Regions from separate parts of the Mus musculus genome. Here all the other regions are linked to region 3. The links are chromatin loops, found by intact Hi-C in ENCODE. Cell type or tissue: heart. All regions are shown on one strand.

Region 1 (8,000 bases), 140 kb after region 3:
TCCCCTCTTCTGGCTTCCTCTGCCTCCTTCCTTCATACACACCTATGCGTTGGAGAACACACACACACACACAACACAAACAAATAAAGTAACAACCAAATAAAATGTTGACAGTCTTAACCTTTCCAAGGAAAAGGCTGCAATTAGCACAGGAAATGTTTTGTCTGCAGGCTGACTTCCATTCACTGCTCCTCCTCCTCCACAGACCAGAAAACCTCAGCACACCTCCTCGCCGCCCCACACCTCTTGGTGATGTGTTAAAACAGCGGCTCCAGTCTGAACATGGCACCCTGGGCCTAAACAGTTCCACGTGTAAGAAGTTTATTGGGAGAGACAGAGAGGGAGGAAGGTGGAGGCAGAAAGAGAAGGGGGAAAAAGAGAGAGAGGAGGAGGCATTCCCCTTATTTATATGGAAAATGATGTAACACAGGTAAAGGTGAGAGGTGAGCCAAGTGGATTCTGGGAATATGTTGCCTGTTATCTTGGCAACAGGTCTGCAGGTCATGCGGTTGCCTATGTGATGTCACATATGTTTGGGAGGTCCCCATTGATGCCTACCTTTCTCTTCAAGCATCTTGTGCAACTTCTTATGTCTGTAGACAGAGATTATCTGGAAATTCACGACGCTTGAAACACTAAGTTCTTGGTCCTCTAGCAACTTGAGGGTGGCAGCATGGATGAGCTGGTGGGAGCGTTTGCAGGGCTGAAAGGGGCATTCACCTCGCACAAAGGATTTGCACACGTGAAACTTGTTGCATCTATCCTTGAGGCTGCAGTAGCCATAAAGGACATCGACACCTTTGTTGTACATCTGACAGACCTGGGGCAGAAGCGAAGCAAGGTTTCAATGGTTTTCACTCTTACCTGTAAGCCAATAAACTATAGCGGTACTAAAAGAGAAGTTAACGGCATCTTTGGGGCAGGGGAGCGTGGATGTGCGCATGCGTGTGAAGGCCAGCGTTCAGCACTGGGTGTCCTTTCAAGTCATCCTCCACTTTTTTTTTTTTTTTTTTTGAGACAAGGTCTCTCATGGGACTTAGAACTCACTGATTCAGACAGGCTGGCTGATCAGCAGGCCCCAGGGTTCTCCTGTCTCTCTTCTCCACCATTATGACTATGGGGTATGGATACTACCACGCCTGTATTTTTTTCTTTTTTAAAGATGTGCGTGTGCGTGTGCGGGTTATATGCATATGAGTACAGGTGCCCATAGATCCCCTAGAGCCAAAGTTATAGGTAAGCTGCCCAACATGATTGCTAGGAGAGCTTTCTCTAACATGCATGGAGTTTTGGTTTGATCCGCAGCACTGAATAAAACTGGGCATGGCTGTAATCACCTTAGGGAGACAGGGGGATCAAAAATGCCTCCAAACCTGGTTTTTAGGAGATGCCAAGGCTAGAACTCAGGGCTTTGCCCATGCTAGGCAAGTACTCTAGGAGCTGAGCTACCCCTCTGGTCCCTGTGCTTTGGGGTTTGTTTGTTTGTTTTTTGGTTTGGTTTGGTTTTTTGAGACAGGGTTTCTCTGTGTAGACCTGGCTGTCCTGGAACTCACTTTGTAGACCAGGCTGGCCTCGAACTCAGAAATCCGCCTGCCTCTGCCTCCCAAGTGCTGGGATTTGTGGTTTTGTTTTGAGACAAGATTTGTTGTTACCCTTTCGCCTCAGCCAAGTGTTGGGATTACAGGAGTGAGCTGCCAAGCATAGCTTGTTTTTGTTTTTTGAAAAACCTCCAAAACTGGTTGCTCCATGTATGAGAGTTCTCAGCATCCTTGCCATAATTTATCTTTGTTTTATCTTGAATTGGGTTTGTCTTTTGGTTTGCTTCATTTTCAAGTGACGCTCTTGCTGTGTATCCCAGGCTGGCCCTGAACTCTCAAATCTTTAGCCTCTAGAGAACTTCATCATCACACTGTCTACTTTTTCTCCTTTCTTTTTCTCCCTCCTTTCTTTCTTTCTCCCTCCCTCCCTTCCTTTCTTCCTTCCTTCCTTTCTTTCTTCTCTTTTGACAATAGCTAATCTAATCTGGTGAACTGATTCACTATGGGTTTTTGTTTGTTTTTTAAGACCGGGTTTCAATGCCTGGAATTATTTGGACTGGAGCTCACTCTATGACCAGGCAGGTCTCAGACTTTCAGAGATGTTTCCCCTCTCTGCTGCTGCTATGGTTACAGGGATGCACTACCACACAGATGCTACACTACTCCCTATATACAACCCAAAAAAACTCACCAGTAAATATATCTAGTTTTTAAGGTCTGTTAATAAACCCTACTTCATATGAGCTCTCCCCAAAATTCTTTCCTGCATTGAAGCCATGGATCTGATTTTATCAGGGCTCAGGTCCCTCAAAGATAAGAAAATACCTCAGGCTGTAGAAAGAGACATTCTGGATGGAAGTGTTTGTTCCTCCTGCCTCTGACAGGAATGTCTACAATGATCATGCCAGATTAAAATCTTATAGGGGGCTGGAGTGATGGCTCAGAGGTTAAGAGCACTGGCTGCTTTTCCAGAGGTCCTGAGTTCAAATCCCAGTAGTTCATAACCAGTTACAATGAAATCTGGTATCATCTCCTGGTGTGCAGGTGTACATGCAGGGAGAACATTGTATACATAATAAATAAATCTTTTCTAAAAGATAAGAATTGCCTTTTCTAAAGATTTATTTATTATATATAAGTACACTGTAGCTCTCTTCCGACACACCAGAAGAGGGCATCAGATCCCATTACAGATGATTGTGAGCCACCATGTGGTTGCTGGGAATTGAACTCAGGACCTCTGAAAAAGCAGCCAGTGCTCTTAACCTCTAAGCCTTCTTTCTAGCCCCAAATAAATAAATCTTTTAAAATTATTTTATGGGTAGTCTCATAAATTTGAGATGATTCTTTTGTTAATAAATTCACAGAAATAGAAACAAATGTGTTAATTTTACCACTCCAGCAAATAAAAATGGGTAGTGTTTAAGTATCTGGAACCAAATCATAGTACTTAAAAGCAGTTAAAATGGGGGCTGGTAAGTTGGCTCAGTGGGTAAGAGCACCCGACCGCTCTTCCGAAGGTCCAGCAACCACATGGTGGCTCACAACCATCCGTAACGAGATCTGACTCCCTCTTCTGGAGTGTCTGAAGACAGCTACAGTGTACTTACATATAATAAATAAATAAATCTAAAAAAAAAAAAAAGAGTTTCTTTAAAAAAAAAAAAAAAAAAAAAGCAGTTAAAATGAACATCTAAAGTGGTGGTGGGAGGTGGCTCCCTATCACCTTCGCCTTTGAAGGGGCGTGGATTAGCAGAACAGAAAGCTAGCCTCAGCTAAATGACAAGTTCACTAACATCCTGGGCTATTTAAGATCCTATCCCAACAAAAGAACACAAACATCGAGGGATAGACATCAGTGAGAGAAAGCCTTGCCACAGTTGATGGTAGGATGGCGACTTCTCAAGGACTCACCTCTGGGAAAAGGCAGGGGTCGTTCTGCAAAAGCAGGATTCGCAGCTGCCCTTCATTGAGGCCAAAAAGCCCCCGGCTTTTCAGGACTTGGACGTTGATAGGTGTGTGGATATCATGGGACAGAGAACAGGTAGACCTAGAAGAGTTCAAAGCAGTCAGGAGGCCGGGTCAAGAAGAGGGAAGAGGCTGGTGGGTCTAACTCTGCCTAGGGCATTTCCACTTCACAAGTGAATTCCCCAAGTACTAATAAAACAATTCGGATTGAGGCAACTCAGCTTCCAGGGGTCATTTCCCTGTTCTGTGAGTACCCTACCCTCAGGCTTTTTTGAGATTACTTATCTGTTTTTGTAAAGACTAAAACGTAATCTTCAGGCCAACAACAGCTGCTGGCCTCTCTTTGTCCACCAACACTACAAAGAAAGCACTAGAAAGCTTCCCGGATTGCTGCAAAGCACTGGGCTTGGGCTATGCAGCACTATGCCCTCACCCCATCCTGCCACCAGTTTCCTGCGATTGGACACCAGATTTTTAAGCGCGAAAGGGCTGTGGTTATGGAAGGAGGGAGAGAAGGGAACAGAAGTTCCGCGGGCCATAAAGCCCCCAGGTGTCCCTCAAGCGGCATTTGGCATAAGTGAATTCAAAAGTGGCAACACGGATTCAACCGGGCTGCTGTTGTGGAACATCCTAGCATCCTGGGACAGGGACAGCAAATTGGGGGGCGGGGGGGGGGTGAATAATAAACCTCAGTGGAGAGACCTTCCATATTATTTCTCTCGGCGACTAGGTGCACAGGGCGGCCAGCGCGAAGGCCTTTGTCCCATCCCACCCAGGCTCGCCGAGAAGCATCCGGAAGGCGCATCCCGCCCGCCCGCACCCACTGCCCCGCTGGACACTGAGGACTCCGCCCCTCACCAGCAGTCGCGGTGGGGGCACTTGCCCAGCATGTGGCGGCGACACAAGTGCAGCTGGTCGCAGCCCTGACACTCCCCGCGCTGGTAGCGGGCGCAGAGGCGCGCGGAGGACACGGCCATCACCCTGCAGGCCGTGGCGCCGCCGCCTGAGCCCGCGCCCGCGCCCTCGCCCGCCGCCACCTCGGCCTCTGCGTCCCACGGGCCGTCGCGCAGCTCCACCTCCTGCAGCAGGAAGCGCTCTGGACCCGCGCGCCGCAGCACGGCCCGCAGCTTCGCCTCCGACAGCTCCACGTGGCCGCGCAGGTCCTGCAGGAACATGCGGCCGCCGTGAGCACACAGCACCTTGGTGAGGAACGCGCACAGAGTGAGGTCCGCCATGGCCCGCCAGCGCGTCCCCGCCAGCCCGGGGCCTCCAGGCTCCTCCCCGCCGCGGCCCCGACCGGAGCCTGCGAGCTGTAGGGGGCCGGGCCTCAGAAGGCAGGGCCTGAGCCCCTGCAACATTCCTGGCTCCTGGGTTCCTGGCAGATACCGGATAACAGGGAGGGCTGCAAAGAATGTAAACTGCTGAAGTGGTTCTCCCAGCCTGGGGGCGCGCGCCTGGAATGTTAGCTAGCACCTGGGAGGTGGGGGCAAGAAAAGGCCGAGATCAAGGCCAGCGTCCTTTGCAAAGGGGAGTTGGAGGCTAGCCTGGACTACATGACACCCTGTCTCAAAAAACCTAGTAAGGAACCAGCACAGTGGGTAAAAACTTCCTAAGTGTTGGGGTCCATGAGTCGCCCCACGAGCTTACACAAACCCCGATTTCAGTCAGATAGGGATGGTTTATTGAACACACACCATAATACTGATCAATCAGCTCCATGCCTCAGATGGGATTGAGCCATGATATTGTTGATTTTTCTCTGTCAGCTTATAAATAAACATTTTTCCTATTGTCAAATTGGTGACAATATACATAAACACCCACTAAACCTAAAAGGATTTTCCTTCCTAACAATGGACAAATTCCTAGCGTATTATTCCTCTACGGAGTGGTCGAGAGATATTCTATGGTTTCGTCGCTATGATTCCTTAATGGAAAAGAACCCTGTTGCTCCTGTAGAACCTGCCTTTCCCTGTGTTCCCTCCCTACTAAGAAACGGTTTACATGGAATCCTTATCTGCTTACCAGGGAGCCCAGCCGAAAATGTAAACTGAGAAGTGGTTCCTTGGGATTACCTTGTAAAGGGTCTGCTCTCAAACAATCCTTCTCTGTTTGCCTCTGAGAGAAGCCGACCTAAGATACAACTGAAAAAAGAAAGATTCAAGTTGAGAAAGGGGTTAGAGAGGAATGAAAACCACATGCACACAGAGAGAAGAGACGTTCAAGCAAGATAGAGATAGGGAAGAATTTTACTTCAAGGGCACTGATGTTGTAAGCAAGTGTATCCAGAAGTTTAATAAGACTGATTCTGTATGTTACAGAATAGATGGACTGGGAAGACAGCCCAGTGGATAAAACACTTACTAGACAAGTGTGAGGCTGGAATTTGAATGCCCAGATCCTATACAAATACAGGAAGATGTGGGGGCCACTTGTAATGCAAGCACTTGGTAGGCAGTGGCAGGATCCACAGGGGCAGCTAATTGGCTAGACTAACCAAATGGGTGAGATCCCGACTCAGCCAAAGACCTTGCCCTTAGAAATATATTCAATTTCAGAATTCTGGATTGTAATTCATTCCAGATTAAAAGTCTGAATGAGTACCGTGAAAAAATTTGAAATTCTGCCATCTTTTCAGAGAGTTTTTAAATGCTAGAGGCCTGATATCATATAGGGGTATGGTAATTTGAATTTGCTTGGCCCAGGGAGTGGCATTATTAGGAGATGCGGCTTGTTGGGTAGGTGTAGCCTTGTTGGAGGAAGTGTGTCACTGTGAGGGTAGGCTCTGAAACAAGTTTTCTCCTGTTTGCCTTCAGAACAATATGTAGAACTCTCAGCTCCTCCAGTGTTATGTCTGCCTGGATGCTGCCATGTTTCCTGCCATGATGATAATGGACCTAATCTCAGAACTAGTAAGCCATCCCCCAATTAAATGTTGTCCCTTATAAGAGTTACCTTGGTCACGGTGTCTCCTCACAGCAATGGAAACCCTAAAATAGAAGTTGGTACCAGGAGTGAGGTATTGCTTTGATAGGCATGATCATGTTTTTTCTTTGGAGAAATGTGGACTTTGGGACTTTGGATTTGGGAAGCAATGGTATGCTTTAAGTGGGGCTTAAAGGGCCATCCTAGTAGGACCATAAAAGACATTGGTGCTGAGGATGATCTGAACTGTGCAGACCTGGCCCAAGAGGTTTCAGTGGAGAAGAATTTCAGTATGTGGCATAGAAACTATTCTTGAGATATTTTGGTGAAGAATGTAACTGCTTTTTGCCCTTGTCTGAAGAGTCTACCCGAGGCTAAGGTAAAGAGAGTTCAATTAATTTCATTGACAAAGGAAAGTCTCAGAAAAGCCCAGCAGAGACTTTGTTCTCTGGAGTAGTCTCATGAAGAGTGTTTTGATGAAAAGGAGCAATCTGAGAAAGTAAAAATACAAAATGTATGGCTCAAGTAATAAAAGGGCATCACAGAGTGGAATGGGGCTCAATTCTGTGTTCTAGGAGACAACAGATTAAGGGAGTGGAGACTTTGGGGCAAGATCCCACCCAGCTAAGTTTACCATTTATGTGTTTGCCATTGAACATGGTGGAATGGGGCTCAATTCTGTGTTCTAGGAGACAACAGATTAAGGGAGTGGAGACTTTGGGGCAAGATCCCACCCAGCTAAGTTTACCGTTTATGTGTTTGCCATTGAACATGGAATAGTTGTACCATGTAAGGCTTTATTATTAATTGGTTATTGTTTTCATTCAGACTTTTTTTTTTTCACAGCACTCATTCAGACTTTTTATCTGGAATGAATTACAATCCAGAAATGGAGGACTCAGGCTTTTGATTCAGCTCTTGAGAAATAGTGGCCATGAAAAGCTTAGGTCCAGCCATAGTAGTACAGGCCTTTAATCCCAAGAGACAGAGGCAAGCAGATCTCTCAGTTCAAGGCCGACCTGGTATAGAGCAAGTTAGGTGATACACACCTCTAATCCCAGCATTCAGAAGTCAGCCATGCAGATCTCTGAGTGAGGTTCAAGGTCAACCTACAAAGCAAGTTTTAGGACAGCCAAGCTTAGGCAATGAAGGAGTTGAAAAACAGAAAGCTGATGATAATGTAATAGAACAAGGGGGCCAAGTTCCAGGTTTAGCAAGCAGCACTTGGAAGCTTCAGTCATGTGGTTCTGGCTTTAGAGTCAAAAGTAAAAGGGACAATTGATGCTGGTTAGCTGGAGCTATGAAATTAGCAGTGATTACAAAAAGATCAGCATCAATGAGGTGAAACCTTCTGGCAAGAATTTTCTAAGAGCACAAAGAAGTTATGTTCCAGAGATAGCCAAGGCTGTACCTACCTCATGCTTGATCTACCTGGACTTTGTAATGTGTAAGAATCACTCAAGTGGTACTGGTTTTGAAGGCATGAAGAGCATCTGAGGCTTGGCACTGGTGAGGCCACAGAAGGTGATGGTACAGCCTCAATTGCAGTTGACAGCCCAGAACTAAAGG
Region 2 (8,000 bases), 150 kb before region 3:
AAAATAGCATAATCAGAAATGTACCAGGAAACTTTACAACACACACACACAATATTATAAGGGGATAGTTTTAAGTTGTAAAATCTAAACAAAATTGATGAATTTATAAATCATCCAAATCCCCAAAGTTAAATAAAACCAACAAAAACGACCATAACAAATAAGGAGATTGAAACAGTAAAAAAAAAAAAAAAAAAAAAAAAGCTTTCCAGCTTTAAAAAAAAAATGCCCAGGGCCACGTGGATTTACAGCAAAATTCTACTAGACTTTTAAAGATGTATAGCATATTCCTTTTAAATTATTTGAGATGGTGGGGAGAGGACTTCCAAATTCCTTCTATAGATTCAGTATTTCCTCATTACCAAAAGCAGGTAAAGACACAACAAAAAGGGCAAACTAGAGTCCAATAACCCTCAGTGACCATCCATGTTGAAATCCTCAAATACAGGCACATATCAAAAAAGACCATATGCCATGATCAAGTTGGCTTTACCACAGAGATGCAAGGTTGGCTCAACATTCATAAGTCATTAAGCATAATAAGTCATATAAATGGACTTAAAGACAAAAGTCATTTATCTCAATACGGTCAGAAAAGGCCTTTGACAAAATCCAACATGCCCTCATGATAAAAGTCCTAGAGAGAGCAGGACTGGAGGGAACATGCCTCAACATGATAAACATGATATATGACAACTCCATAGACAATACCATCCTTTTAAATGGAAAAACTTAAAGCAACCCCATTAAATTCAGGAATGAGACAAGGCTGTCAACTATCCACATGCCTTTTCCATACGTGCTTGACACACTAGCTAAGCAATAAGGAGAAAGACACCAAAGAGTTACAAACAGGAAAAACCAAATTACCCCTACTTGCAGATGATATATTATATATAACATCCCCAAAATTCCACCAGAAAACTATTAATGATCAGTAATTATTGCACAGTTGTAGGGCCCAAAGTCAAAACCCAGGAGCCTTTCTATATGTCAGCAACAAACATGCTGAGAAAAAGGGTTATGGGCACACTCTCCTTCACAATAACCAGTTGTTTTTTAATCTAGGAATAAGTCTAAAGAGGTGGACAATCACATAATAAAACTTTCAATTTCTGGAGAAAGAGATTGAGAAAGACCCTAAACAATGCAAAGACCTCTCATGTTCATGGATCAGTAGAACCGATACTATAAAATTGATCATTTTACCAAAAGCAATTTATAGATTGAGTGCAATCTCAATCAAAACCCACATAAACAGGGGGGGTGGGGAAAGAATACTAAAATATATTTGGAACCACAAATGACCCCAGATATCCAAAGCAATCCTCAGCAAAAAAGATGAATGTCTGCGGGTTATCATCCCAGAGGTCAGGCTATATTCCAGAGCTGTAATAATAAAACAGCTTGGTACTGGTACAAAAGCAGACAATGGAGATCAGTGGAACAAAACAGGAGAGCCAAACATAAGCGTGTAAGCAGAACCACCTGATACTTGACAAAAGTGCCCCAAAAATGCAGCGGAGAAAAGAGCATCCTAAGCAAATGGTGCTGGGGAAGTGTGATGTGCATATGAAGAAGAATAAAAGTGAACCCACATCTATCCATTCCCAATGGACCAAAGACCCCAAGGCAATGCCCGAAATACTGAAACTGCTAGAAGAAAACTCGGACCGTGCAAGACAGGTGTGGGAAAGGACATCCTGGATAGGACTCCATTTGCTTCAGGAATTAATAGCGACAATGGACATATAGACCACATAAAAGGCAATGGGCATATAGACCACATAAAAGACAATGGACATATAGACCACATAAAAGCGTCTGTACAGCAGAGAAAACACATGAAGAGGAAGTGTATGTGTGTGTGTGTAATATATATATATTACAAAAAATGAGTCAAAAAAAAACAAGTGATGGGCTGAAGAGGTGGCTCAGCAATTAAGAGTACTTGCCGTTCTTCTGGAAGATCCAGGTGGTCCTCAGCACCTCATCAAATGACTCAACCATCCCCAGTTTCAGGGGATCCATAGCCTCTGGCCTCTGTGGATACATGTGTGCACATACCCACATGCACACACACACACATAATTAAAAATAATAAAAGTAGAATTTTTAAAAGAAATAACCCAGTGTGAAAATGGGCTACAGCTCTGAACAGAAGTTCTCAAAAGAATAAATAAATGGCTAAGAAATATTTCAGAAGGTGTTCAACGTCCTTAGCAATTAGGGAAATGCAAATTAGAACTAGTTTGAGTTCGTATCAGAATGTTATCAGAATGGCTAAGATCAATAAGACAGCTAACGACAAATGTTAGTGAGAATATCGGGAAAAGAAACCTTTATTTACTGTTAGTGGAATTGCAAATCGGCATAAACTCTGAATATCAATGTGGAGAATTCTCAAAAACCTAAGAACAGATCTACCACATGGCCCAGCTGTACCACTCCTTGGCATAAGTGCCAACACCCTACTCCACAGATACATATGTTCAACAGGAAAACAGGAACAATCTAATGTCCTTCTGTTGCTGATTAAATAATGAAAATATAGGAGATAATACACAGCAAAATACTATTCAAACCATAAAAAAAAAAAAAGCATGAAACGTGTAGGCAAACAGATAGAACTCAAAAACATGAAGTCAGGCATTAATCCCAGCGCTCATGGGGTGGAGGCTAGTGGCTCTCTGAGTTCAAGGGTCAGCCTGGTCTATACAGGGAGTTCTCGGACAGCCAGGGGTTACATGGAGAGACCCTGCCTCAAGAAAAGAGAGGTATACTGAGCCAAGTAGCCCAGACCTGAAACAAACACTTCATGTTCTCTCTTATTTGTGAGTCTTAGCTCTGGGTTTTTAGATCTGAGTATGTAGCCAGGAGTCACCACAGAAACTAGGAAAGTTAGAGAGGGACCATGGGGACTTAACTGCAAAGGAGGAAGGAAGCCAGTGTAGACAGGGAGGGGGGAAGAAGGATAAAAACACACTAAGAGCATGAAAGAAAAGCCATAGGAAAATATAGTGGTTTATGTTTATATATACATACATAAAATATATTGGTTTATGTCTACATAGACAGACAGACAGAAAATATATTGGTTTATGTTTACATAGACAGACAGACAGACAGACAGACATACGTGTGTGTGTGTGTATAAAGAGAGGGGGAGGGAAGAAGGGAAAGAGAAAGGGGCAGTTATGACACTTGGGGTGATACCATGGACTATCTAATTAAAGCCCCAATACAAAGTATGGCAATCTGCCTTTGGAGTTGTTGGCCAGAAGAATCAGAGAGACTCCCAACAATAGAGGTTCTTATTGCTGTTGCCTTTGGCTGCTTCCCCAAAGTTGAAGGTAATAGCTATCGCTGAAGACAACACACACATTGGACACAGACTTGGAGGAATTGAGACGGAACTGACCTGGAAGCCTCTTCCCAGAGGACGAGTTCTCGTGTCTAATGATGCTATGCAAGCTGCCAAGAGAGAGGAGCAATCGCCAGCCCTACCTAGTGATAACATATAACTCCTACAACCACCAGCAACATGGCAAGCTATTCCCAATGGTGCAATGGTGGTACTGACATCTTAAGTGTAACCAACAACTGTCTAACAGGGCCCAAGGCTTGCTCAGCAGGAGAGAATTCAAGCCTGGTACTGCAAACCTAGTCAACCTGTAGCTAGGGGAGTCTCCCTAAAGGAGAGCCTGCTACCATTTTCCTGAACTAATATATTTGCTGTTTTCTAACTATTTACAGCCACAAATAAGTGTTGCTCTCATCCCTCATCAAAGAACCTTCGTTTTGCATCAGAAAGAGACGCTATAAAAATTCCCAACTGATCAAAAAGCAAAGAGCAGCTGACCATGGGGTGCCCAGCTGCAGTCAATGTAATACAATTAGCCTACACCTAAGGCTCAGAAACATCACAGAAGATGAAGCAGGAAGACTGTAAGACCCAGAAGACAGGAAAGTCTGCTACACGATAGTGTCTTCTGTACAATAGGGAGCTTTACCATGAAATCTCAACAATACAAACATGCCAGTGTGGATGAAGGACGCCTCACAAGGGCTCCGCTCCTAGATGAAAAGCTTCAGGCAAGTGAGAGCTAATGAGACAGGGGCACGCAGTCTTCTCTAGGTACAAGTCTACTGATACGGTATCCAACTCTTAGCTGGCAGCCCAAAGCACATACATATACAAGCAACATTAAATGGACTCGGTAGGCTGCGTGTGTGTGTGTGTGTGTGTGTGTGTGTGTGTGTGTGTGTGTGTGTGTGTAAAATAATAATTATGCAATCACAAACTTGAGAAGGAGTGAGGGGTGGACATGGGAGAAGTTGGAGAAAAAGACAGGGTGGAAATTATGTAACTACAGAACTCATGTGTAAAATTCCCAAATTAATACATAAAAACCTAGAAGATACAATAACATGATATAACTAATATGGTATAATAAGAGAATAACAATTTTATTTCATAAAACAAAGACTATTAGTGAGCTACATAAATACTGCTACAAAATTTTTTTTCTATGATGGGGCAGGGGCGGGGGGGGATTTATACTCCAGAAACCATTTCTTAAATTAGTCACTGAAAGAGGATTCAAGGTGAAGAGACCTCCTTCCTCTTAACAAAGGCTCCATTTGTTTGCCATGCCCCATTCTCTGAGTGAACTTTCCCACTGGCAGTCCTTTGTGCTGAGTTGTGTGCGTGCACGTGTGTGTGTGTGTGTGTGTGTGTGTGTGTGTGTGTGTGTGTGTGAGGCATACACTTGTGCCTTCATTTATTTGCATAATGGTCTCATCTTCATAAGATTGTCTTGTTTATGTTTGGCCACAAGAGGGCAGTCTTCGTTGCTTTGACACGCTACTTTCCCTAGCTGTTCCACACATCAGGCTGTGCTACCAGGACTTAACCACCCATCCATAGAAGGTCTCAGTATATCATACATCGCTGAAACACGGGACTCCTAATGCCATTGACCCTGTAGGTCTATATGCCCCTCCAAAGTCCCTATGTTGAAATCCTAATCTCAGATACGAGCATGTTCTTTTTGGAAGTGGGTCCTTTGGGAGGTGCTTGCAACCTTATAAAGCAGGCCACACGAGGCGTTTTCATGGATGCAGATACAATGAGAAGGTGGCCATCAGCCAGCAAGGCAGAAAGGGCCCTCACAAAATCCAACTCTACAGACATCTAATCCTGTGCTTCCCGTCCCTAGAGCTGTCAGAAAGTTCTGTTATTTATAAGCTACTCAGTCTGATTGTTTTGTTTTGTTTTCTGAAACAGGGTCTCACCTAGCCCTGGCTCTAAACTTACTAGGTAGGTGAGGGTGGCCTTGAACTTCTGATCCTCCTTCCTCTACCTCCCAAAGTGCTGGGATTGCAGGGGCTGGAACCCAGGGTTACTTGCATGCTAGGTAGACACTCTTCCAACTGAGCCACACCCCTAGCTCCTCCGTCTATGATAAGTTGCTATAAGAGCATGAGCTAAGATACTTGGCTAGGATTAAGGCACCTGATTCCCAGATGCTTCCCAGAAAAAAGGAGAATAGTCCTTGGTCTAGCTCCATGGAAGCTTTGTGCAGGTCCCTTCTGCACTGTAGCAAGCCTTTACTTTATAGTAAAATTCTCCTTTGTTTGCTTGGAATATGTGAACCTGGATTTTATTATTTTATTGCAGTCAATTTCTTAACAACTAGATACGTCAAAACATTCACTTTTGTTTTTGTTTTTGTTTGTTTTTGGTTTTGTTTTTTGAGACAGGGTTTCTTGGTGTAGCGCTGGCTATCCTGGAACTCACTCTTTATGTAAACCAGGCTGGCCTCGAGCTCAGAAATTCACCTGTCTCTGCCTCCAAGTGCTGGTATTAAAGGCATGTGCTTCCACTGCCCAGCAAAAAATTTGCTTTTAAAAATGCATTTGACTTAAAAATTTATATATTTAGGCTTTAGATTATGTAAACATATTACTAACTGATGTATATGGCTTTTACTTTTAAAATATATTTTGTGTGTGTATGCATATGGGGGGAGGGTGCTATATGTGCGCAGTACCTGAGATGTCCAAAAGAGGACATCAGGTATCACAGACCTGTGGTTATAGACAGATGTCAGCCACCCGACATGGATGTTGGGTGTTCGAACTGAACGTCAGTCCTCTGGAAGAACAGCAAACATTCTAAGCACTAAGCTATCTCTTCAGGCCTGGAAAGTTTATGCTTGAACTTATTGAATCACCTGTTGTAGAAACTAAAAGAGGAAAGAATCTTGTGAGAGGAAAGCCAGCTCCTAGCCCCACTCTCCCAGTGGATGGCGCAGCCGTCCTCAGAAAGGCACACAGAGCAGCCGACTCAGACTTGGCCGTGGGTACTTAAAGTGCAGGTAGCGGGTCTCCATCTCTACCATCTGCATCTCTGGGTAGAGCCCCGGAATATTTATGTCATAACGCTACCCTAGCACTTAAGACTGACAGCTACCACCAAGGAAAGCCTGAAGCAGCTCACTCCATGAGAAACCTTGGCAATACCTTAGGAGTGGACACGAAGCGTCCCAGACTTGAATTCTCCACATTCAAACTGGTTAAGGAAGTGAAGTACATAGTGGCTGATTGCACTAGATGGGATTTAAAGTGCCTTTGTTTCTCTTATTTTCACATTCCCTCTTCCCCTCATTCCCTCCCCTACCACAGTTCCTTAAAGGCAATAATAATAACAACAACAATAATAATGTAAAGCCAACTTGTTAAAGCTAGTTCCAATATCCAAACACTGCATCATGCATCTTGTTGGTGCTCGGTAATGAAGCAAATTAAACTCTTCCCCATGAAGATAGACTCCAGAGGCAGCAAAGGATGCTTCTATAGATTGAAATACATCTGAGCTTTCAACACACAGGAAAAAAGAAGGAGGAGCCTTCTTCCTGCTTTGCCGAGCGAGTGGCCTCTCTTGCAGAGCTGACACTGATACCTGTGTGGTCCTTGAAGAAGGTGTCCTCAGCGAGAAAGGTGCTGTTCCCGTGGCCTGCATGCTTTAGATATCATCTTGCCTAGAGTACTAAACATTTGCAGCCATTGTGTACCTTAACAAGAAGGAACTCATCTGTGGTCACAAAAATATTTTGTTCATGAGAAGTATGTATCTGAGGAGCACTTTGGCCTTGATTATTGTCATTATTATATAATGTCTCTCAAATGCTATGTCATATATGTCCCTAACTGCTTTGATTTAAGTAGTCTCATCCTCCAGATTAACATATGCAAATACGCTATTATTCACCCCTGCTTTAGAATGTGGAAGGCATAGGAAGAATGAGCTACAGCCGCCCAGAGTCAGGAGCCCACTTCATGCCCAGGAAGCCAAGCAGAGCAGAACCCCCCAGGCCTCAGGCCTCAGCCCACGTTGTGATCTTTTCTGACCCTTGCCAAGGCCCCTGGAATCAATGTGGCCTGATACATAAACAGTGCCAGATCCCTGGGGAGAACGCTACTGGTGACTGAGAACCCAGAGTCTCCATCCCCACTGGAAACTGGGAGAGAAAGCTGGCCTCAGGCAGGCTGCTCACAAGGAGACTGGGTGCCCCACCCACCCATCCCTCCATCCCCCAACTGGTAGGCTGTTCTCTGCTACATGTGAAATAGGCTGGAAGGATTTTCAAAAGCAACAATGAAAGACTTAAGACAGGAAACTCTTTCAGGGGAGTTTAAAAACTTTGTAGACACAAAAATTCCCTCTATTGAAATATAAGAAACATCTTATGATATGGCTTGATGGTTAAGAGCACTGACTGTTCTTCTAGAGGTCCTGAGTTCAATTCCCAGCAACCACATGATAGCTCACAACCATCTGTAATGGGATCCAATAACCTTTTCTGGTGTGTCTGAAAACAGTTACAGTATACTCATTTGTACAAAATAAATATTCTTTAAAAAAACGACAACAACAAAGATAGGATTTTATCCCAGCCTGTGCCAGACTTTTGCCCAGCCCCACCTCCCGGTGT
Region 3 (8,000 bases):
GGGCCATAGATACTCTCAAGTCTCTTATATGAAATACAAAATGACTGTCTGTAACTCCATTCTCTTGTAATCATGCCTACATAAAGCACTGTGCACAACACTGCAGATAGCTGCCATGAACGGCTTTAAGAATAATGACAAGGGGCGGGAGAGATGGCTCAGAGGTTAAGAGAACTGCTCTTCCAGAGGTCCTGAGTTCAAATCCCAGAAACCACATGGTGGCTCACAACCATCTGTAATGAGATCTGGTGCCCTCTTCTGGCAGGCAGAAGAACACTGTATACATAATAAATAAATAAATCTTAAAATAATAATAATAATATTGATGACAAGAACAAGACTGTAATTCAACATCAACACTATTTCCCCCGAGTATTTTTAGTGCACAGGTGGTTGAATCCACAGAGGGGACTGGAGCGCAGAGCAGGATAACCGTATCCACCTGGAAGACCCTTGTGACGAGGGAGCCGACTGTCATTTGCCATGAGGCTGCTGGGGAAAAAGCATTTCTTTGAAAACTTTTACAAACACGTTAAATCATCTTTTCTGATTTGCTGCTTCTGGGCCTGGGAAATAATTAAGCCAAGAGCATCTCCCTGCAGAATTCAATTTCTTCCCTAAGGACCAAGCACCAACATCCCTCACATTCTTCAAATAAGCCAGGTCCCCAAGGCAGAAGTGACCTCACAGGTTTGGATGCTGAACACTGGTACGGACACAGGCTTCTTCACTCCCAGCAGCCAATCAAAAGCCAGAGTTGGGAATCTTGAGGGGAGGTGGTCAGAGAGACCCTCAGAGGCCGAAACTATGAATGGAAGCCAACTCACACGGCCTGATCCTGGCTTTGTCTTCTTCAGGTTAGTTCCCACAGGCAGAGGGCAACAAGTGCCTTCCTGGCAGTTTGAAAAATTAATGCACATTTCTCCACAAGCTCTGTTTTCTGGACAGGAGGGACTGGAGGGAGACTGGGAAAGGACAAGGAGGGGCGGGTGAGAGCCTGTGATGTGCTAACGAAGGTCACAAGCTGGGAAGAAGCAAAGAAAAATGGAGGGCTTGATAAAGATCACCTGCAGACAAAGCAGGAGGTCACAGCCAGCTACCAGTGGATGGATCACAAGCACACGAGGCGTGCTGACTGACTGTGTGCCATGGGCCGTGTACTTTAACTGGTTTTTGGGTTTTCTTTTTTTTAGATATTTATTTTATTTATATGAGTACACTGTAGCTGTCTCCAGACACAGCAGAAGAAGGCATCGGATCTCATTACGGATGGTTGTGAGCCACCATATGGTTGCTGGGACTTGACCTCTAGAAGAACAATTCGTGCTCTTAGCTTTTGAGCCATCTCTCCAGCCCTTAAGGTTTTTTTTTTTTTTTGGTTGTTTTTTTTTTTTTTTTTCCCCCAATCCGTCTATTTATTCCAGAGAGAAGTGTGCGACAACACCTGTGCAGAAGTCAGAGGACAACTCTCCTTCCACCATGTGGGTTCCAGGGATCGAATCCAGGCCATCACACTTGACAGCAAGCACCTTTACCTGCTGAGCCATCTTGCTGGCCCCTGCTGTTCCCTTTTCATTCATTTTTTTCTTGTATCACCTTCACAAAGCTTAGGACAGTCACCACAGGAAACACTTCTAGCTGTCTGATTCACAATCCAACCTGGGAGCAACCCAACACAAATAAGCACTGGGCGGGAAGATGTCACACAGCCGGATCCAGAGGCCCAGCAGAAGGAACAGAAAATGCTTCAGGGTTTATGTGTAGAACTGGAGAAGTCAACCGGCCCCCAGGCTGCCGGCCCAAGGCAATACTCATCACTTGTGTTTCTGATATCAGAATAAGCCACGAAAGCGGAAACAGAGTCTGCAGCAGAGAACAGTCTAGAAAGCGCAGTACTAACCTCCCTCTGAGCCGTATGTTCTTGGAAGGGAGCTTTGACTTGGGGCTCGGCACATCTCCGTTTTCTGAGGGTGTGGTGTGGTCCTTCACAGGGCCTGGCAGTGGCGCTGGCTCATGAATAATCAGGATGTCGTCTTTATTGTGCTGGCCCAGATGCTGCTTAGCAAAATCGAAGCCCTTCACGCTGGGGATCTGCAGCTAAAACACACGGGGTGGTTAGCGTGAAACACAATGGGTGGTTAGAGTAAAACACACGGGGTGGTTAGCGTGAAACACAATGGATGGTTAACGTGAAACACAATGGGTGGTTAGCGTGAAACACACGGGGTGGTTAGAGTAATACACACGGGGTGGTTAGCGTGAAACACAATGGGTGGTTAGAGTAAAACACACGGGGTGGATAGCGTGAGGTCCAAGGGCAGCAAGAGACTGAGGGCTGACCAGAGGCCCGTGACCCCTGACCCAAGGCTGCCAGCAAAGCCACCAACCCAGTTCAACAAACATCTCTGTAACAGATCGGGTGCCAGGTTCTGTTTATACTTAGAATTCATCACAGATGCTTATGAAAGATTAAACAAGAACTTGAGGATTAAATGTCAAGACCACAATACAAAACCATTCCAACAGATCACCTGCTCCACTGTCACAGACCTGTGTGTGAGGCATTCTCTATAGGGAAAGGGGCTTCAGAGACTTGGCTGTAGATCAAATTGTGAGATGAACGGAGACTACCAGAGGCTGAGAAGAGATTACAGTAGCTGCGCTCATGGGGCAGAATGCAGTGGGGAGGCGGAGAGAGGAGCCAGGCTGCACACAGAGCATTCGGAACGGCGGCTTTTAAAGTCAGCCTCTGGACAACCAGCCTCTATTTCTAAAGAGGCAGATTTCTAAAATCTGAGCAGACTCGAAGACCCAGCGACACCACGTGCGTGAAATCAAGACAGTCTGCCCACAGACTAGCAGAGAGAGAGAGACAGAGAGAGAGACAGAGAGAGACAGAGAGAGAGACAGAGAGAGAAAGAGAGACAGAGAGATCGCAACAAAGAGAAAGAGAGACAGACAGACAGCCAGAGAGACAGACACACAGAGAGATAGAGAAACAGAGAGAGAAGAAAGGTTGGCTCTCCCTCTCGAAATCAGTGGAAGGGAAAAGCCCGGCAGACAGAAGAATCCAAAGTTGAACAGGTAATGAATGGCCTGGAAGCCTGGTCCTCAACAAGGCAGTGACATTAAGGGTGGGTCTTTAAAGGAGCAAAGGAGATAAAACAGCAGACTTCCTTTTCAACATGGTTAGTTTGAAAGACAGAGGAGATGTTCAGTCTGAGAGGCGATGCTGGCGGCTGCCTGTCCAGTGACATGCAAGCATGAGTGTAGAGTCTTTGTTAAGAGAACATCTAGCAAGTTGGAACTGGGGAGAAGCAAAGGAAGCATGAAAGAAAACAGGAGACTTCAAAGGAACAGGCCCATTGGAGAGCTCAGCGGACCAGCAACCAACGGATAAAGCATTCCTAGAAAGGCCCACAGCCAAACGTCTTCAGAAGCACCCTGTACTCGCTGCTAGACACAGGCGTTCTCTCTGAGGACACCAAGGCACCCAACACCACACCCAGAATCAGAGCTTGGGGGCTGCACCTCCTCTAGACTGTAGCTTCTGAGCCTCTGAGGGAGGTCATGCACAGCACTGAGATGCACAGTACCATGTCTGGTGACATCATTTTAATGACACTGCAAGGACCAAGGGTGAGTATTAACAGTTTCCTCAAATCCAGCCTGCACAGTATAGGAGAATGGAAGTGCATTAAAAAAAAAAGCAGCTCCGAGGGGCTGTAGAGGTGGCTCAGTGGTTAAGAGCACACTGCTTTTCCAGGGAACCCCAGGTTTGCTTCCCAGCACCCACATGGTGGCTCACAACTGCCTGTTGATTCCAGTTCTAGGGGTCAACTCTTCTGACTTTTGTGGGCTCCAGGAACATGTGGTACACACGCAAACATGCAAGCAAATCACTTAGGCACATAAAAATTAAAAATTAATTAACTTAGAAAAAGATGAAGTTGCCCAGATGGGTCTGCTCATTGGGAATGCTGCTTGACTTTATCAGAGTCCTAAGGAATGCTTTCACACAATATACTATGTATAGGAGCAAAGGTGATGTCATAATGCATTACTTTACGGCTCAAAAGTGATGCTGTTGGCTTAGCCTTGTGACCTAATACTCTTAATGTTAAACATCCAAATGGGCAGGGAAAAGGCAGTCTGCGATAATGACTTCTGCCAGCAGAGGGAGACAAATGGTACTGTAAGGATAGTTTACAAAGAGTTGCTTGGAAACAAAAGGCAGACCAGCTGGCAACCATATTCTCTAATTAATGAGCTTCCTTTACTAGAGCAGGCCGCTGTTCCATGCATTTCTGGACTCAGCAGCACCTCATGGGAAATGACAAACCCAAAACCAACTGCCTTCCCCCAAATGGTCTACTTGGTCTCCTTGCAGGTGGACAAACATTTCCTAGTAGCAGAGGATCCCCCTCCCCAGACTCTTTTAAAAGTCTTGTTGCCCCTTACTGAAGAGAATCCCAGCTCTTATGAACACAGTAGCTTCTTGGAGTGCTCTGTATAGAGAATAGAAACCTCCAGACACCAAATACCAAGGACTCACCGGGCTTAGTGGGTCCCTTTTGTCGAAGCACAATAAGGCTGAAGATGGCTTCCTCCTTCCCTATCTTAACTGTATTTCCTGTGTGTGTGTGTGTGTGTGTGTGTGTCTGTGTCTGTGTCTGTGTGTTCAAATGTGAGTGCAGATTCCCACAGAAGCCAAAAAGGGTCTATGTATGCTTTGTATGTATGTATGTAAGTGTGTGTGTGTGTGTGTGTGTGTGTGTGTATGTATGTATAAGAAAAATTTTTTTATCTACATCAAAAAAACAACCCAAAGTTTTAACTTCAAATCAAAAAAGCAATAATAGAGCCAAGATGTCAGGCATCTTTGTTTTCTTGAACTCTTATTCGTTTCTGCAGGAAACTTCCATTAGGTTCCTTTAGTTACTGGACACCCGGGTTGTGTTCCAGTCACCTGACCCCATGCTGACCCCTTCCTCAATGAGTGTCCCCAGGAGCGGCCTCTGCTCATTGGCATGTTGTCCCTCTGTTCATAGCAGATTAGCTCTAGAATAACACATTTGGACTTAAGCATGAATAATGTACTTGAGGGGCCAGAAAGATGGTTCAGAGGTCAAGGTCACTGGTTGCTTTTGCAGAAGACCTGGGTTCAATTCCCAGCACCTACACAGTGGTTTACAACCATCTGTACCACCAATTCCAGGGGATCTAAGCCCCTCTTCTGGGCTCCAAGGGATCCTCCATGCATGTGGTACACATACACACACTTAGGCACACCACATACATACATAAAATAATCAATACATTCTTAAAACAACACACTTAACAGCAATCAGCAATATGCCCTTCATAAGGCCACACTTGCTACCCCAATATTTTTTCCTTGTTTTTTAAATTATTTATTATTATATGTAAATACGCTGTAGCTGTCTTTAGACACCCTAGAAGAGGGAGTCAGACCTCATTATGGATGGTTGTGAGCTACCATATGGTGGCTGGGAATTGAACTCAGGACCTTCAGAAGAGCAGTCAGTGCTCTTAACCGCTGAGCCATCTCTCCAGCCCCCCTTGTTTGTTTTAAGTTACCATAATGATTCAGCTGAGCTCTTAAAGGCAAAGCATCTATGTATGTATGTAAGTGTGTGTGTGTGTGTATGTATGTGTGTATGTATGTATGTGTGTATGTATGTATAAGAAAAATTAGGTAACTCTTGAACCAAAAAAACAAAGCAAACAAAAACAAAAAAACTCAAACTACTTTAACTATTAGGATGGGTTCCTGTCTATCAGACTTATATACATTGTTCTAACTTAGGAAATATGTAATTATAAATATTATTTTCATCTTGAAATTATAAATCTACCCATCCACATAATTCTCAAGTGTCTGTCCAGCCTTTTTAAGATGGCTAGAAGATTGACAATTTGACACCAATTACTCCCAACTAATGAGGAAAATCCCCAAATGAGCAATTTCCAATTTTATACATATGTTTCCCTCTGAGCTACATAGTCTCTTAGCTTCTTCATACATAAAGTGCCTCCACCTGAGAAGTAGCAGACAACTGTGGCCATCTGAGCAGCTCGGCCTTTGGCTAAGAAACTGTGGGGAGCTTGTCTACATATTCCCATAGGAAAGACAGCACTTGTCTTAAAGAACGAGGTACGAACGAGCGTAGTTACCCATGACAGGGCTTGCTTTAGTCAAATTGCAGGAGTGACAGCCCATCCCTCTAAGCAAAGGCTTCTGAAAGAATAATGTCGAAACAGACACACAGCGCTGGCCCCTGCAGGACCCTCCACATAGGCCACGACCAAGCAGTGACTGCCTCCCCTTAGAGAATGGCAGGGCTCGGGTCAGACACAAACATGGCCACATGCAAAAATGCTTTATTAATGCCAAGGCTATGCAAATGAGATTGGTGGCCCTCTCACTGCTACTGGTTGATGAAATAAATCCCAAGTAATGAATATAAATAGTGGATCCTTCAGGACATCAGCTACAGCTATGTACGGAAGTTTAAATAAAGTATTTTGTGAATAGCAACGTGACACACAGTAGACCCTCCACAAACAGCTAAAGCCTGAGTGAAATACAGGATGGCCCAGTGACACACCAAGCTTACCAGGGTGATAAACCAAGACTCACCCCCAAGACACAAGTCCTGTGGCCCACTGCCGATTTCAGCTCACATCCTTAAACATCCTCATGAGAGCCCAGCTCACAGGCTGGGGAAGTCACCACCTTCAACCACCATAAAAACAGGGCAACTCATCTGTGCTTAAACACAACACAAAAGCCATCTACACAGAGAAGATCAATAAAGCAGTGCCCCGCCCCCGACGGGGAGTTCACGGCTCTTAACATACCCCGAACGTCGCTTTCTGAAGCACTAGGAGCTAGTTTTTCGGTTCCTTAAAAATAAAATCTTGACTAAAGCCAGGCTGGCACTGTATCCCCATCCTCCACGTGAAAATGGGCTTTAATCAGTTTCTCATAGGAGAGAGATCATGGTGAATTTGAGTCTTTAATATTCAAATTACAGCAGTTATTTCTGAAGAAAGATGGTCCTTTTGTTCTTTCTTTTTCTCAACCTATCATCCCAGGGACAATCAAGTTGTCTGGGCCCCATGGGAACGCACTGCTGACAAGTCAGGGAGGTGTAGGCGAGCAGGTCAGCCAAGTAACAAGAGAGAGACGTGATGAATTCTCAAACATGTGAGCCATAAATATAACAAGACCCAGATGGAACAAAACGCAGCAGTGAAGCCCCAAGTGCCCAGGCCTGTCTGATCCCCAAGGACAGGGCAGTTAAGATGGCCATAGAAACCATACAGCAAACCCCAAAAGAGTCTGACCCAAAGAACCCATGCTGGTGTGGGGAGTGCCGTTGTAGAATTTTATTACTTGACTGATAACAATTGGTGAAAAATCTCCACAGCCATCAGGTTGTCTCCATTTAAAGAGTGAAGACAAGGCAGAGTTATAGCCACCTGTTTGTCCTCCCTGTGGCCACCAGGACCCCGTGGTCTCTGAGGTGGGAGAACACTCCAAGGTTCTGGTACCCAGCGGCCACCCTGAATCATGGGTAGCAGCCGGGGTGACTGAGACATGAGTGCTAAGAATGCAGAAGGTTTCAGCAGAGTCTAGAGCTAGGAGGAGCACTGCATTTCCCCTAAGCCACCACCCACAGAGCCTTCCCGAGTGACCACTGCAAGCGGACAGCTGTCCAGCCTGCTCCTCTCGTCAGACCCTGCCATGGCTGCCTGTGTCCCAGCTCCAATCTCACATGCATCTACAAGCCTCTTAAGAGCGTCCTCTGTTATATGGTTTAGGCTATGCTCTTCCTTACAAGCTTGCTCCAACTCCACTTAGTTCCTTACAACCCAGTCAGGGTTTCTATTCCTGCACAAACATCATGACCAAAAAGCAAGTTGGGGAGGAAAGGGTTTATTCAGCTTACACTTCCACATTGCTGTTCATC

The links. Peaks named below come from ENCODE experiments on the same cell type or tissue, not always from the same donor. Only the 100,000 strongest peaks of a DNase experiment are listed, where the experiment ranks them.
Region 1: a loop joins it to region 3, with 6 times the contacts of the local background. A loop is called at or near these places in 3 of 42 quality-filtered maps.
Region 2: it touches region 3 in a loop (4-fold over the local background); 8 of 42 quality-filtered maps call a loop at or near these places.

The regions. Positions count from the first base shown.
Region 1 is chr6:38,294,500-38,302,499 of GRCm38, forward strand. It overlaps Zc3hav1l (zinc finger CCCH-type, antiviral 1-like), which reads right to left and starts at 4,760. Exons shown (of 4, transcript NM_172467.3): 1 at 4,365-4,760; 2 at 3,453-3,588; 3 at 559-820. The coding sequence starts at 4,741. In heart, a CTCF peak has its summit at 4,795; a DNase peak (open chromatin) is centred at 4,792; H3K4me3 peaks cover 2,215 bases; H3K27ac peaks cover 2,627 bases.
Region 2 is chr6:38,002,822-38,010,821 of GRCm38, forward strand. The region is part of intron 14 of Svopl (SV2 related protein homolog (rat)-like); the gene reads right to left. Among named protein-coding and RNA genes, the nearest start is that of Gm33494, 26 kb to the right of the region's middle. In heart, a CTCF peak has its summit at 4,858 (motif pointing right); no DNase peak of the experiment used is centred here.
Region 3 is chr6:38,156,148-38,164,147 of GRCm38, forward strand. It overlaps D630045J12Rik (RIKEN cDNA D630045J12 gene), which reads right to left. Exons shown (of 20, transcript NM_194061.3): 11 at 1,901-2,097. Among named protein-coding and RNA genes, the nearest start is that of Gm52858, 20 kb to the left of the region's middle. In heart, CTCF peaks have their summits at 247 (motif pointing left) and 4,171 (motif pointing right); a DNase peak (open chromatin) is centred at 4,184; H3K27ac peaks cover 308 bases.